3 separate regions of the Mus musculus genome follow, and all the other regions are linked to region 1. A link is a loop called in an ENCODE intact Hi-C map of the cell type or tissue named here. Cell type or tissue: left cerebral cortex. All regions are shown on one strand.

Region 1 (5,000 bases):
CTCCGTTTTTTCATAAACCATATGACTTCCACATGCTGAGAGTGTTTTATGCTTTAGTCTGCAGTAAAGGCTTTACATCATTTTAATGCCCCAGTACTCAAAATGCAACAGAATCAGCCCAGTGAATATAAGGAAGATTCAGTGTACATGGAGCCATTATTTCCAGACTACTAGTCAGAAAAAGTTTAACGAATGTTTTTCCCATAAATAACTTCACAATTCCATTGATGAAAATAAACAAGAAGAAGATTCAAGGTAAGGGTAGATGAAAAACACTCATTTTTCTAGGTTGGAACATTTTAGTTTGTCATATCTAAAATGATTATTAAACATGTAAAAATTCAATATCTACTAGAATACATTTTGGAAAACTACAAGTAAACAACTATTTTGTTGTTACATGGAATTTTCTTCCAGTTTTTGAAAAATAATGTTTCAGGTTAAGATAAAGCCTCAAACAAGTAATTCTGAAAATCCTGGTCTTCAACAAACCATAGGCTCAGCTTGGAACAGCACACTGTGTACAAAATTATATTTAGGTCCATTCACATACTTAACACTCAACTTCATGCAAACACAGTCCCCTTATCTGTGGGAATGATCAACAGCAGAAATTTCAAATCAAAGACTAAAACTACCATAAATCCCAGTGTGATGCTATGGAATCTAAAAGCCCATAGCTAACAGAAGAACTCAAGAACTAACACATTCTTGACCAAACACATAATACATGAAATTCTCAAGTCAAAATAGAAATAATGCCAATTATTCTTTTAGTGATTTAAAAGTCTATGATATCACAAAATTATCACAGAGAGTGATTGAAGAAGATGTATTTTGGACTGAGGGAGTACAAAATGTATGATCTTAAATTCTCCTGGTGTAATGTCATTAAATATTCAAGACTGTGAGAAACAAGAGATGTTTCATTCCAACCCTAATTGAAAATGGAAAAATAAAATAAAATTTCCCAAACTTGACTTATAAGCATAATACAACCAGATCCAGCAACTTAGCCGTGCAATTTTAATAAGTTTAATGCAAAGCACTGCAAACCTGATGTGATAATGACTTGTGGCATAAATGCAAAATAACAACAAATTCGGGTCCTTTTCACTTAACGATGCATTTTATAGTGAAACCACAAAAAGCACAGCCCATATTAGCACAAACTAAGCAAAAAAGTACAGGAGGTATTATGTCCATCGGGAAGAGAAATGTTCTGTGCCAAGGAAGGAAGGAAGGAAGGAAGGAAGGAAGGAAGGAAGGGGGTGGGGGAGAGAGGAAGCTAAGGAAAGATAGGAAAGAGAAGGCAAAGATTTCTATTATCTGCAGGTCCCCAGAAAAAGGGGCACGTGACTATACCCTATATAACAGACGAGGGTTTTTTTAAGCTTCAGACAAAAATAAAAATAGCAATCACTTTTATCATTCAACTTTACGAAGCGTGTATCTTTACTGCTAAGTGCATTCTTTGCTTCACTCACCCAATGCTTCCTCACTCTTCCATACCAGTTTTCAAGCATTTGTGACACAGAACAGGGTGGGGTAGAAGAAAAAACAAAACAAACAACAAAAAACAAAAAACAAAAAACAAAAAAAGACCACAGCGCCTTTCAGCGCACAGTCAACCCTCTTCTCCGCAAAAAATTTCCAACAGTTTTTTCAACTACGAAAATAAGTCGCCTTATCTACCTCAGGATACAGAGCAGACGTTCTGTCTCATTAGAAGACAGCGATGCGGATGGCATTTAGCACTCGAGATTCCCAGCCCCACGTTCCCGAATTTTAAATAACTGGCAAGCTACTGAGCATGAAGATGACAAGATACCTCTACTTACTGTTTCGGGGTGAAGGTGGGTGGAGGACTCCTTTCAAAGTAGCCCCAATAGTGTAACCCAAACACGGTTCCGGAATAAAATACTAAGAGACACTTTTCCTTTCCCACCTTTAGCTGCCGACTTGAGGCAAAGATGCATCTCCACATCACATCATCTATATAGTCCTGCCGGGAGTTTGGGGTGGAGACTGGCCCAGAGTAGGGCACCGAGTGTGAGCTGGGCGCCCAGACACTAACGAGTTACTGAGCCCCCCCAAACCCTGCACAAGATCCTTGGACCAAAAGTCCAGCCCGGGACTCCTGCGTGCTTCCCAAGCCCAGGCCGCTTATCTCTGACTCCAGCCATCTAACTTACCATCTACAGACATTCCTTCAAGACGATCGCAGCACCCAAGTACACGTCACAGTTTAAAACACAGCGAGACACTCCCCAAACAAACCAGCACACCTCGAAACCACCTTACAGTTTCTCAAACTCCCAAGCAGGAAGACCCCCCAACTCCAGGATTCAAACCTTCCGCCGGTCCTGAAGACCAGAGAGAAGTTGGGAAGCCATCGACGCCTCTCCACGCCCGCCCCTCACAAACTGCCCCACCCCACAGCCCGCGCACGGCCGCCCCCTCGGAAGTACCCCTACTTGCTCCCCTATGCTCAACCTGGCTACTCCAGAGACCCATCTGTGGCGCCTACTCACTTTCTCTCCCCCCCAAACATCTCGACATTTTTTTTTCCTTAAAGTAATGAGAGAAGTGAGGAAAAGAGACTTGAGGCAGTCCAGCTTGCAAACGACCCCACTCACCTTGGAAATCCAGCTGAGAGTTCTCTGCACCCTGCTCAGCCCCCTCCCCAGCGTCCCAGTGCAAGGCTGAGGGAGGGAGGAGGAAGGCGGGAGGGGGAGGGGATCTTCACCGCGGGGCGCCCTGCGGGAGGGGCTGAGGAGGGCTCCAGGCCCGCGCAGGAAGAGCCTAGGGGGGAGGGGAGGCCCCTATCTCCCAGTCTCCCCCTGAAAACCTCCCTTGTCTCAATCACATCAGACTGACTGTCTTTGTCTGGCTGACAACCGCCATATTGATAGCAACAGCCCCGCTCCCACCTGCTGCCGCTGGGCATCCCTGGGAGTTGTAGTTTCCGGTTCCCTAGAGGAAAAGTGCAGAGTTGAGGGTCTGAGGCCCTAGGGAACTACAGCTTCCAGCAGGCACTGCGCCCATACGCCTTCCCACAGGGAGGAGGGGAGCTGGGAGCTGAAATCGTGCGGACTACACATCCCAGAATACCATGGATGCTAGACCCAGATGAGGGACATGATATCATGCTGGGATGGAAAGGAAGGATGAATTGGCGGCGGCGATGAATTTGAGCGGACGGAAGGAGGTGATTAGAGAGAAAAGGGAGGAAAAGGAAAGACGCCCACAGTGCCCATGATACCTGCAGTAAAACTACATTTCCCGTGAGGCTCTGGAAAATGCTTAAGGAGTGAAGACTCCAAGTCCCGCGATGCTCTGGGCTATAGAGATTAAACCGGAAGATCCTTCCCTGTCTTTAGAAGTGAAGAGACTGGTACTGAACAACCAAAAGTCCGATATGAAACTGGTGAGTTTCCACTACTAAGTCAGAGGGCAAAGGTAATGAATGCTATATATCTTTGGAGTCTGTCGCCTCCACCATGATTTATCACGGAGGGAGGTCAGCACTTAAAAATTATAAAGTGAGCTGGGTTTTGCGATTGGGATTTGAATTCCCGCTTGCTCACATCCCACAGCTCCTGCATCTGTCAGGAGGTCTTCATTACTGTTTGGCAGATCCCTTTGGCCGCACGTGAGGTTGTATGTTACATTTCTTCACCCTTGGGCTAAAGATAGGCTCCAAAACTTTGGTTTGGTCATGTTTCTCAGCCTGCACCTGAGAGCTATAATAGATCATCAACCACTTTCCACTTAATGAGCACTTGAGTGGACTCCTACTGATATTGCGAGGCTGGATTCCGATCTGAACAGAAAGTAGGAGCGATCAGACAGAAGGTCTAAATGTCCTGTTACTCCTAACTGCAGTTCGAATTACAAGAAAGAGATGCTAAAGGGTGGTGCCCTTGAAGGATTCCCGTCTAAAGCCTGCTTGAAATAAACAGCTCTAGATAAAACATGCCTCCTGAAGAAGTAACTGTGTGGCAAAACACTAAGCTGACAGGTGGCCTTTTCAGATATTTGCTTTGCCCCATTTTTCTGAGCACACCGTTCTAACAAGTTGTTTTATTCAAGCTTAATGGAATAAGTAATAGAGTAATAAGGAAATTGAACGCAGGTGTGAAATGCTTGTCGTCGCCCTCCTATTCCCTACATTCTCACTGCCAACTTACTGTAGAATCTTCCTAATTGCTACGTGGAGAGAAATATCCTCAATAGAGTGAAGTGTGTTTGGTATGTTCTGTTTAAGAGAGAAGCGATGCAGAAACGTTTATTCCAGAACAACTTTTTTTTTTTTTTCTCTTCTTCTGTTTTTTTGAGATAGAGCTTCTCTGTGTAGCCCTAGCTGTCCTGGAATTCTCTTTGTAGCCCAGGCTGGCCTCTCAGAACAACTTCTTTGGGAGGGTATCAGAACTTAGGTACTTTTTGCTTTACTCATAAAATCTTCTTGCTTAACGTATACACAGAGGTTAAAGCAGGGAAGGAGCAAATGGAAAATTAGCCATTCCCTTTCAGAATCAAAAGCTGGCGAAAAGAAACCAGATGTGGCACACCTTTAATTCCAGCACTCAGGAGGCAGAGGCAGGCAGACCTCTGAGTTCTAGGATAGCCAGGGAAGTTATACTGAGAAATCCTGTCTCAAAAAAAGAAAGAAAGAAAGATAAAGAAAAGAGAGAGAAAAAGAAATCAAGAAAAGGAAGTATTAAAAAGAAAGAAAAGAAAAAGAAGTATTCTAATTATTATCTTCCCTTTCAAACAGTGTAGATCCAATAATTAATCCAATAATTACTATCCGAATATCAAAATAGTTTCTCAGTAGGTTAAACTTGTGTGCTGTGCCTACCAAAGGGTTTGAATAAACTTTCTCAGGTCCTTACATTTTAGCTCTGTTTACTGCTTTAAAAATGTGAGGTTGGCTATGGGTTTTGTATATTATAGGGACTAGGGATCTATGTCAGTGGCAGCATGGTTGCCTAGGA
Region 2 (5,000 bases), 72 kb before region 1:
TCTGAAGAAAAAAATTGAGGAAGATATCAGAAGATGGAAAAATCTCCCATGCTCATAGATGAGTAGAATTAACATAATAAAAATGGACATCCTACTAAAAGCAATCAACAGATTAAACATAAGCATCTAAATTCCATCACACTTCTTTATAGACTTTGAAAGGACAATTCTCATCTTCATAAGGAAAAACAAAAAGCCAAGGATTAAAACAATCCTCAACAATAAAAGAACTTCTGGTTATATTCATTTCAAGCCGTTATTACAGAGACATAGTAATAAAAACCAAATGGTATTGGCATAAAAACAGACACATTGACCAATGGACTTGAATAGAAGACCCAGTAATAAACCCACATACCTATGGACACCTGATTTTTAATTTAAAAAAAAAAGCCAGAAATACAAAATGGAAAAAAGAAAACATCTTCAACAAACAGTGCTGGTATAGCTGGATGTTGACTGTATAAGAATGCAAATAGAACCATATTTATCACACTGCTCAAAATTCAAGTCCAAGTGGATCAAAGACCTCAATATAACACTAGACACACTGAGCCAATACAAGAGAAAAGTGGGAAATAATAGTTTTGAACACACTGGCACAGGAGACAACTTCTTAAACAGAACACCAATAAAACAGGCATGAAGATCAACAATTAATAAATGGGACCTCATGAAACTGAAAAGCTTGTGTAAGACAAATGACACCATCAATAGGGCAAAATGGCAGCCTACAGAAAGGGAAAAGATTTTCACCATCCACATCTGATAGAAGGCTAATATACAAAATTATAAATAACTCAGCTGGCCGTGGTGGCACATATTTTTTATCCTAGCACTGTGGAGGCACAAACAGTTGAGTTTGAAGCCAGCCTGGCCTGCTACTTGAGTTCCAGGATAGTCAGGACTACACAGAAAAACCCTGTCTGAAGAACAAAACAAAACTAACCAAAAAGAACTCTGGGAACTAGACATCAACTAACAAAATAATCCAATTAAAAAATAGGGTACAGGACTTAACAAAGAATTCTCAATAAAGGAATTGTGAATGGCTGAAACTGCTTAAAAGAAATGTTCAACATCCTTAGCCATCAGGAAAATGCAAATCAAAACTACTTTGAGATTCCATCTTACACCTGTCAGAATGTCTAAGATCAATAACACACGTGACAGCTCATGCTGGTGAGGATGTGGAGCAAGGGGAACACTCCTCCATTGCTGGTGAAGTGCAAATTTGTAAAGCCACTATGGAAATCAATGTGCCAGTTCCTCCAGAAAATGAGAATCAATCTATTTCAAGATCCAGCTATGCTACTTTTGGGCAGTTACCCAAAGGATGCTCCATCATACCACAAGGACATTTGCTCAACTATGTTCACAGTGGGTTTATTTATAATAGCCAAAAATTAGAAACAGCATAGATGTCCCTAAACTGAAGAACTAATGAAGAAAATGTAAAAATATTACTCATCAGTTAAAAAGAAATGACAACATGAAATTTACAGGCAAATGGATGGAATTAGAAGAAATTATCCTGAGTGAGGTAACTCAGATCCAGAAAGACAAACATGGTTTGTGCTTATTTATAAGAGGATATTAGCTGGTAAATAATGGATAATCATGCTACAATCTACAGACCCAGAGAGGCTAAGTAACAGGGAAGGCTCAAGGGGGTAAACATGGATCTCCTGAGAAGAGGAAATAGAATAGATTTTGCAGGTGGACTAGGGGAAAGCCAGAATGGAAATAGGAAGGATCAAGTGTGAGGGTAAAGGAAGAGAGCATGGGAGAGAAAACTGGAAAAGGAAGGCATTTGCAGGGTAATGTAGAAACCTAGTGCAATTGAAACCCTCTGTAATATACAAGGTGGTCCCTGACAAGGACTCCTACTAATGGAGGACATAGAGCCTGAACATCGTTTATAAGCAGGCAAGGCTTCCAGTGGTGGGACTAGGATACCAACCTAGCCACAAAACCTTCGACCTACAATCTGTCCTGTTCACAAAATGTGCTAGGGCAGTGATGGAGCAGAACATGTAGGAGTGTCTAACCAATGACTGGTCTAATTTGAGGCCCATGCCACAAGAGGGAGCCCAAGCCTGACACTGCCTGGATAACCAGCAACCAAAAGTTGCATAACCCAGAGACCTGAGTAGAACCAAATGCAGTGCGGGTATGGGGTTGTCTATGAAATGATCCCTAATGATGGTCTGCTATACTCATAGACTGGTGCCAAGTCCACTCATCATCAGCTGAAGGGCCGTCCACAGAGATTCACAGCTAGATATTAGGTGAAGAGACAGCCCAGGTTGGAGGTCTTCATTAGGTCACTCCTCTTAGAGCTTAAGGGAAGTCACAGTGAGAGCTTAAGGGAAGTCACAGTGAGAGCCAGTGGGGTCAAGAGCACAGGAGAGGATAACCCAAAAGAATGAACTAAGCAGGGCTCATAGAGACAGAATTGGCAATTGTGGAACCAGCATGGGTCTACATGAAGTCTTCTCCATCTAGGTTATGGTGGTTGGCTTGGTGTTTTTGAGGGTGGACTCCTGACAATGAGAGTGGGGGATAGCTCTGACTATTTTGCCTGATCGTAGAACCCTTTTTCTCCTACTGGGTTGCCTTGCCACCTTGGTTTGTGCCTGGTCTTACTATATCTTGTTGTGCTGTGTTCAGCTGATGTCCCTCAGAGGCTTGCTTTTTTCTAGGGAGATGGGTGTGCGGGTGGATTTGGGGGAAAGGGAAGGTCCAGGGGAATGGGAGGAATTATGGGAGGGGAAACTCCATGCAACAAAAACCTAATGAGAACTGAAGGGAGAAACTCATAAAACTAACACACCACTTGTAGGTACCCCACTTTCCAGAAATAAAATAGTTAGAGAACAGTAAGGAAACAACACATGCACAGGAAGCAAAGCCGAGCAAACGTTCTACCCAGCACATGCAGAAAACGTGTCACTCTCATGTTTACCAAGGTGACATTTACTCTACTTTAGAGAATGACATGTCCCTCAGTCCTCAAACTACAGAGAAGTGTACATGGAACACTCTCCAGAAAAGGTGACACTATTTCCAGAAGGAATAAACAGATTATTTCTCCAGTTGCTATGGGATCAGTGGCATCTGGAGGCAGCAGTGGTGGAGTGCATGCCTAAAATGTAGAAGCTACTGAGTTAAATGAGAAAAAGAAAACAGCAGAGAAAAACCCTGGGAAACCCAACAACACAGAGAAATTAAACAATACTTTCCTAGCCAATGAGCCAAGGAAGAAATTATAAAATAACTTTGAGATGTAAGAAAAAAGCCATATCATAAACTTTCACAATGGAGAGGCCAAGGCAGTGCTTTGACAGAAGCTTGCAGGTGCAAGTACGCCTTCAGCTAGACACACAAGCCAAAAGAAAAAGAACTCACTGGTGAGGCTGGGGCTCATCTCTGCAGACATAAAAAGGGCCATGAGGAAATCTTGTGAACAGTGGTATCTCAACCAAATCTGTAATCAAGGTGAAGTGAACAAAAGTCTAGGAGAAAAAACCTAAATTACCAACTATTTCCAACTCAAGCCATGAAAGCGGTGCTGCCCATAACCAGACCAGATGAAGGTACTGAGAGCAAAGAGGACCGTGGCCTGATATCCCATATGAATGCATATGTAAAAATCCTCAATAAATTACCAGAAAACTGAATCCAACCACATATTAAAAAAAATTATACCACAACTAAGTGGGATTTAAGTTGGGAGAATAGAATTCACTCAATAATGAAAGTCAACTAAGGCAACATTCTGTACCAGTCTACAACAATACACAAGAAACCAGCAACAGAGCATCCGTCCAAGCCAGTATCAACTGTCCCAAACCACACAAATCTTACTGCGACTGTCTTAGTTAGCGTCTTACTGCTGTGAACAGTCACGATAACCAAGGCAAGAATCATAAAGGACAACATTTAATTGGGGCTGGCTTACAGGTTCAGAGGTTCAGTCCATGATCATCAAGGTGGGAGCATGGCAGCATCCAGGCAGGCATGGTGCAGGCAGAACTGAGAGTTTTACATCTTCATCTGAAGGCTGCTAGCAGAACACTAACTTCCAGGCAGCTAGGATGAGGGTCTTAAAGCCCACACCCACAGTGACACACCTACTCAAACAGGGCCACACCTTCTAATAGTGCCACTTCCTGGGCCGCACATATGCAAACCACCACAGTGATTCTGGTACCAGGCAGTACATAAAGAGCTGAGATTTAGACTGACTCGTGCTACGACATACTCTTTTAAACTTGTAATGGTGCGTATATTTATTAAATTGGGCCTGGGCTTTATGTTCTAAAACACAGAACTCATGCATGTCATATAAATTAAAAAAGAAAAAGAATTAAGTCATTTTGTATCCATACCCTCCAGCTAACTCTCTTACTCACTCTGCTTACAACAGAGTTGCCTTATTCGTTTCTGGACTGACAGTAACACATAATGCAAATGAGTCATAATTTACCTAACAGCTTCCATCTGATGGACACAGGTTATGCACAGCTTTATGCTACCATGTCACATACAATAAACATTATTATACCATTATCCTTCAAGATATAAGAAAGCATTTCTGTAGGATAAATTACATGGTTAAAACTAGAGGACTTAAAAAAGAAAATATTACTAATACAAGAGCTGTATTTTAAAGAATAAAGTCAATCAATTATAGACTGGAACTGCCATAACTCTGGGACAGCACTTGTCTAGCATGCATTAAGGATCTGATGATTTACTCCCGTGTGTGTGTGTGTGTGTGTGTGTGTGTGTGTGTGTGTGTGTGTGTCTAAGTAGAAACCTTATCTTTGTGATACATGGACATTGTAGTCAATGTATCAAATAAGTGTTTAGTTAACATTTACTGTACTGAAAAGGTAGGCAAAATCATCAAAGTAGTAAATATTAACAGCCAGTTAAAATTAAGCTATCTAGAAGATGGTAAACCACAGCTTTTGCTTAATAAATGTGATCAT
Region 3 (5,000 bases), 300 kb before region 1:
AGCATGGCTTCACCTGAATGTTACTCTGCTTTACATCCTCAGTGTAGAGGCAATAACATTAACTGCTCCATCCAGTCTGTGTGAGAATTAAACAGGCTCAGAGATGTAAAGGGCTTAGGGTAGCGGCTGGCATGAAGTAGGTATTCGGTTAGTACCATCAGGTCAAAGATGACCATGAAGAAACAGACTGGGAGCATAGTGAGGCAGCCCTTTAATCCTAGCAGTTGGGAGCAGCTGGGAGATGGGTTGCTGTTAGTATAAGGTCAGCCTGGTCGACATAGTGAGTTCTAGGACAGCCAGAGCTTCATAGTGAGACCCTGTCTCAAAAGCAAAACAAACAAACCCCTCAAAAGAAAGAAATAAACAGAAGGAGTAAGGAAAGTCCCTCAGCATCAGAAACTGCCACATGAATGGAACAAATAGAAAACAAGAAGTCAGTCTCAGATTAGATAGATCTGCAAAATCCAGGGGGTAAAATGAGTCTCTCCTAGCCGCAGTTAACTGATAATATCTCACATCTATTTTCAACCTCTACAGAACACCTACCCCATCCAAGGTTGTCCATTTACAAAACAAAAGCACAGAGTGCTTTTTCTCTCTTCTCTTCCCATTCCCCTCCAAGGTGACTAGGCAGAAACCAGGGCTTTCCCTCCTCTTGGCAACCCACTGCACCCCCCGCCCCCCAGCACGCTAACTTGAACAGCTCCAGTTTCGGTTTATCTGGCTGTGGAGCCCCTGGGGCTCTCCAGGCTGCAGGTTGTAACCTGCAGCTAGCTGTCTTTCCTCTCTCACCTGTCGCTGGGTGGTGACTTACAGGCCTTAAGAATCTTCTGCATCTTCACTGAGGATCAAGAGACCTTGAGTCCAAAGGGAGACTAACCACAATTCCTCAGGGCCTTTGTCCTGAATTTCCATGTAAATAAAATTTCCTGTTGAAACTTCTTAACCTTCTTTTTTCTTATCTCACTGCCCCAGTTTAAAAAGCTAGAGTGGGGCTGGGCATTGAAGCTCACATCTGTAGTCCCAGTAGTTGGGAGGCTGAGGTAGGAGCTTGGAGCCTAGACTCGTCTCAATTTATGGCAATCTTCCTGCTTCGGTTTGCTGAGTGCTGGGATTATAGTATGTCCAGTGCTATTCCTGTTTGATTTAGTGTTACTAACATATAGTAAGGGTCATTAATGCACCCCAAATCTGACTTTTGTGTTGGCTAAACAGAACATGTTTGTAGGATAGACTTGGTGCACAAACCACCAACCAGCAGTCTCTGTGAGGCTGATAAACAGTATTTACACTTTGGTTTCATTGACTCACACGATAAATGTCACTGCAGGTTGGGTGACACAGGGTCTCCACTTTACACATTAAAAAAGATGAAATTTGAGTGGCCAAATAAGTTGACCGTGACCACAGGTTGGCAAATGAGTGGGATTTGAGTTAAGTTTGTTTCCATAACCCAAGGTTATGACTCAGAGGATGCAGAGGCTGTGGTCAAGGTTGAATGCATCCATTTATCCTGAAGGATAAGTCAGTAAAGAAACAAGAGGGGGACAAGGCAGTCAGAGAAAATCATCAAAATCAAGGATCAAACCCAGAGGTCTTAAAAAGGAGAGGAAGAGGTTTTCAGATGAAGGGTCAGTTCTTGGACACCGTAGTCTCAATACAGATTGCTAGAGTTTAAGAGTCCTGCAGAATCGAGGTGAGGCGAGGTGCAAACCTTTAGCTCCAGCACTTAGAAGGCAGAAGCAGATGGATCTCTGAAGTGGAGACCAGTCTGTCTACTGAGTGAGTTTACAGACCAGCTAGGGCTAGATACAGAGGCAGGCGAGAGAGGCCTCAGGTCTGTTATTCCAGCTACTTGAGAGGGTGAGACAGGAAGATTGCAAGTAAAAAGCTAATTTGAGCAACTCATGTGGACCTCTATCAAAACCCAAAGCACAGGGGCTGGAGAGCTGGCTCACTGGGCTCTATTCTCTGCCCCTATGTGGTGGCTCGCAACTCTCTGTAATTCTAGGTCCAGGGGATCGGATGCCCTCTTCTGAATTCAGCACAGGCATACAGATATACATTCAGGCAAACATCCATAAACATAAAAAAAGAAGAGAAAAAGAAGTAAAAAAACAAAACAAAACAAACCCCAAAAACCCCACCCATCCAATGAAAAACTATAACAAAACTCCAAACAGGGCCATTGAGATGGTTCAGTGGGTAAATGTTCTGGCTTGCTAGCCAGATAACTGAATTCCATCCCTAGGACCCACAGGGTAGATAGAAGGAGAGAACTGACTCTTGAAAGTTGTCTTTTGACACATGCTCCCACATGTGTACACACACACACACATCCAATAAATAAATAAATAAATAACAAGTACATTACACAGAAGGGGAAAGGCCCAGCACCAACAAGGCAGTGTATGTATTTTCCCAGCTCACTAGCCCATTCCTATTCTTAGAAGTGCCTTTTCTTTCTTTCTTTTTCTTTTTTCTTTTTTTGAGACAGGGTTTCTCTTTATATTCCTGGCTATACTGGATCTCATGCTATAGACCAGACTGGCCTCAAACTCAACAGCGATCAGCCTATTTTTGCTTCCCAAGTGCTGGGGTTAAAGGCCTGTGACACCATGGCCAGTTGGCTTTCTCTTTCTTAATAAACTATCTCTACTTTTATTATCTCAAAAAATAATAAAAGGAAGGCTGGGAATATAACTCAAGGATAGAGCGCTTGCCTACCATTCATAAAGTGCTAATTTTAATGTCCAGAAAACTCTCCACACGCACACAAAAGAGAAGTTAGGTGTTGCGGGATGGACAGGGAAAATCCTGCAACAGATAGGAAGGAAGGAAGAGAGAGGAAGAAGTAAAGAAAGAGAAGGAAAAGAAAGGAGAGGGAGGTACAGGAACAGCGGCACAATTGTAAAACGGCGACAGATGACTACAAGTTCCAGAGAGCGGCGCGCGAATTTTCCCGCCAGCGCCTCGGCCTGACTTGTGGGAACTACACATCCCAGCATGCCCCGGGACGCACCGGTCCTCGCCCCTCGTCGGTCCCGCCCCCTTTTCCCCCACAGCCCCCGCCCGCCGGGTTGGCCTCGGAGAGTTTGTCCGGTGGCCGAGGTAGACGGAGGTGCAGTGAGAACCCCGGCGGTAGCACGATGGGAGACTCCAAAGTGAAAGTGGCGGTACGGGTCCGGCCAATGAACCGACGAGGTGAGCGCTTGTCCCGGGCCGGGGGCGACAGGTGCCTGTGGTGGTAGAGCTTCGGCGTCCCGGGGGTCTCGGCGGGCTCCCTTCAGCGCGCGTGCGCCCTCGACGGCGCGGTCGGGCCCTCAGCCCTCCGCCCCGCCAGCTGTCACCGAGCTCTCCAGGCCTGGGGCAGCTCCGGCCTCGCAGTCCTCCTGTGTACGCAGCTCTTAGGGCGGACAGCCCTACTTTTCGATTTTCCACGTTCTCCCTTGAACCTGCACCTTGTGGCTGTTTGCAGAAAAGGAAGGACATGCATGCCTTCTTAGTTCTTTTCTGGTTTATGACTGTCGAGAGGTTTCCTTTTTTTCCTTTTGCTTGAAGTGATAGTCATCATCTCAACAATAAATAGTCTCAGTGCCAAGATTCTTGGGAAATTGTATCTTTCAGACATGCTCTGAAGTCTGTAGGGAGGGTAGAGAAAGTAGATAAACCCAGGACACGTAAATCATCTATCCAAGTTGGAAAGACTGAAGCCCAACTTGAATCCGGGGAGTAGCTGCTTTTTGCCTCTGTAGCTTCACCAGAGGGTGACTGGGCAGGGTACTTAAAATGAGGTGATGTGTTTGAAAACACTTTCTAGACAAGTCTTGTTATTGAGGTTGCTGCCGCGCTCCCGGGAGATGGAATTGCTGCTAATTGATTTAGACTACTGACTAGCTAGAGCCATTATTAAGTGCAGGAGTCATTTTCCAAGGTTTCTAGTTTGTTTTACTGTGTTTAAAGTCTAGTGTGTAGGAAATAGTTTTTCTGTCTCCTTGCCCTTTTGTGTATGTATTGAGGTAAGTAGGTGTAAAAGTTAACAAAGATTTCTCTGGTTGGTTGTTCCTTGGGAACTTGGTGTCTCTGTTTTCTTGTCGTTGGTTTGCCTACTTGAACCTGCTGAAGTCTATGAGGCAAGCTTTTCCCCTGAAGACGGAACTTTTTAAGCTCTCAGCTCATTGCCTCCTAACATCCAGGTTCTCACAAAACAGAGTGAGTAGCTTAGAAGTCTGAAAGTTTTCAGTTCTCCCATTTTTTGAGTATCCAGACATCTTTATTTTAGATCACTTCACCTCATTGTGATCATTACTGCGATTAAAAAAAAACTAAAGAAAAAAAGAAAACAGCCAAATGAAATCCGACATATCTGGGAATGATTCGGAAAGGAAGGGTTCAGCACATTCTTAAAATTTCCTTTTTGCAAAACCCTTGGAAATGTCAGTGCTGAAGGAGGCCTCTAACCAGCCACCACAGCAGGGTTTGGCACAGATAGTTAGAGCCGGACTCTTCCTTGTTTTCTCTTACTGGGAGGAAGCTACTGTCTTTAATTTGCTATGCTTGTAATTCTGACAGTGGCTGTTACTAATGCTCAGAGTTTTGAGATATTCGTTGAATGATTTCTAGCTGTTCCTTGTATTCCTTCCTTTCTCTTTCTTTCCTATTTTTGAGACTGGGTCTCTGTACATAGCCCTGGAACTCATTATGTAGACCAAGCTGGCCTCAGATTCATAGAAATATGCCTGCCTCTGCCCAGATCTTTGGTGCTGGGATTAAAGGCATTCGCCACAACACCTGACCCTTCTTTTCTTTTTAAAACTTAGGTGCTAAGGATCTGAACTCTGGTCCTCACTTGGTTTTCATCCATTAAACCATCTGAGTTCAACCAACCACCCAGGCATCTCCCCAGTCCTATTTTTTTTTTTTTTTTCATTTATTTAGAGGCAGTCTCTGTGTAGACCAGGGTGGCCTGGGACTTGCAGTCATCTTCCTCCCTCAGCCTC

Evidence for each region. A loop is a pair of places that touch in the nucleus more often than their neighbours do. Peaks named below come from ENCODE experiments on the same cell type or tissue, not always from the same donor. Only the 100,000 strongest peaks of a DNase experiment are listed, where the experiment ranks them.
Region 2: it touches region 1 in a loop (2.0-fold over the local background); 21 of 42 quality-filtered maps call a loop at or near these places.
Region 3: a loop joins it to region 1, with 2.6 times the contacts of the local background. A loop is called at or near these places in 6 of 42 quality-filtered maps.

What each region holds. Positions count from the first base shown.
Region 1 is chr14:64,946,938-64,951,937 of GRCm38, forward strand. It overlaps Hmbox1 (homeobox containing 1), which reads right to left and starts at 2,920. Exons shown (of 10, transcript NM_177338.6): 1 at 2,640-2,920. It overlaps Ints9 (integrator complex subunit 9), which reads left to right and starts at 3,356. Exons shown (of 17, transcript NM_153414.5): 1 at 3,356-3,430. The coding sequence starts at 3,422. In left cerebral cortex, a CTCF peak has its summit at 3,031; DNase peaks (open chromatin) are centred at 1,911, 2,148 and 3,113; H3K4me3 peaks cover 3,226 bases; H3K27ac peaks cover 2,515 bases.
Region 2 is chr14:64,874,516-64,879,515 of GRCm38, forward strand. The region is part of intron 4 of Hmbox1 (homeobox containing 1); the gene reads right to left. Among named protein-coding and RNA genes, the nearest start is that of Hmbox1, 73 kb to the right of the region's middle. In left cerebral cortex, a CTCF peak has its summit at 2,089 (motif pointing right); a DNase peak (open chromatin) is centred at 2,080.
Region 3 is chr14:64,649,453-64,654,452 of GRCm38, forward strand. Kif13b (kinesin family member 13B) reads left to right here and starts at 3,089. Exons shown (of 40, transcript NM_001081177.2): 1 at 3,089-3,204. The coding sequence starts at 3,150. In left cerebral cortex, no CTCF peak of the experiment used is centred here; DNase peaks (open chromatin) are centred at 2,980, 3,295 and 3,726; H3K4me3 peaks cover 2,485 bases; H3K27ac peaks cover 1,604 bases.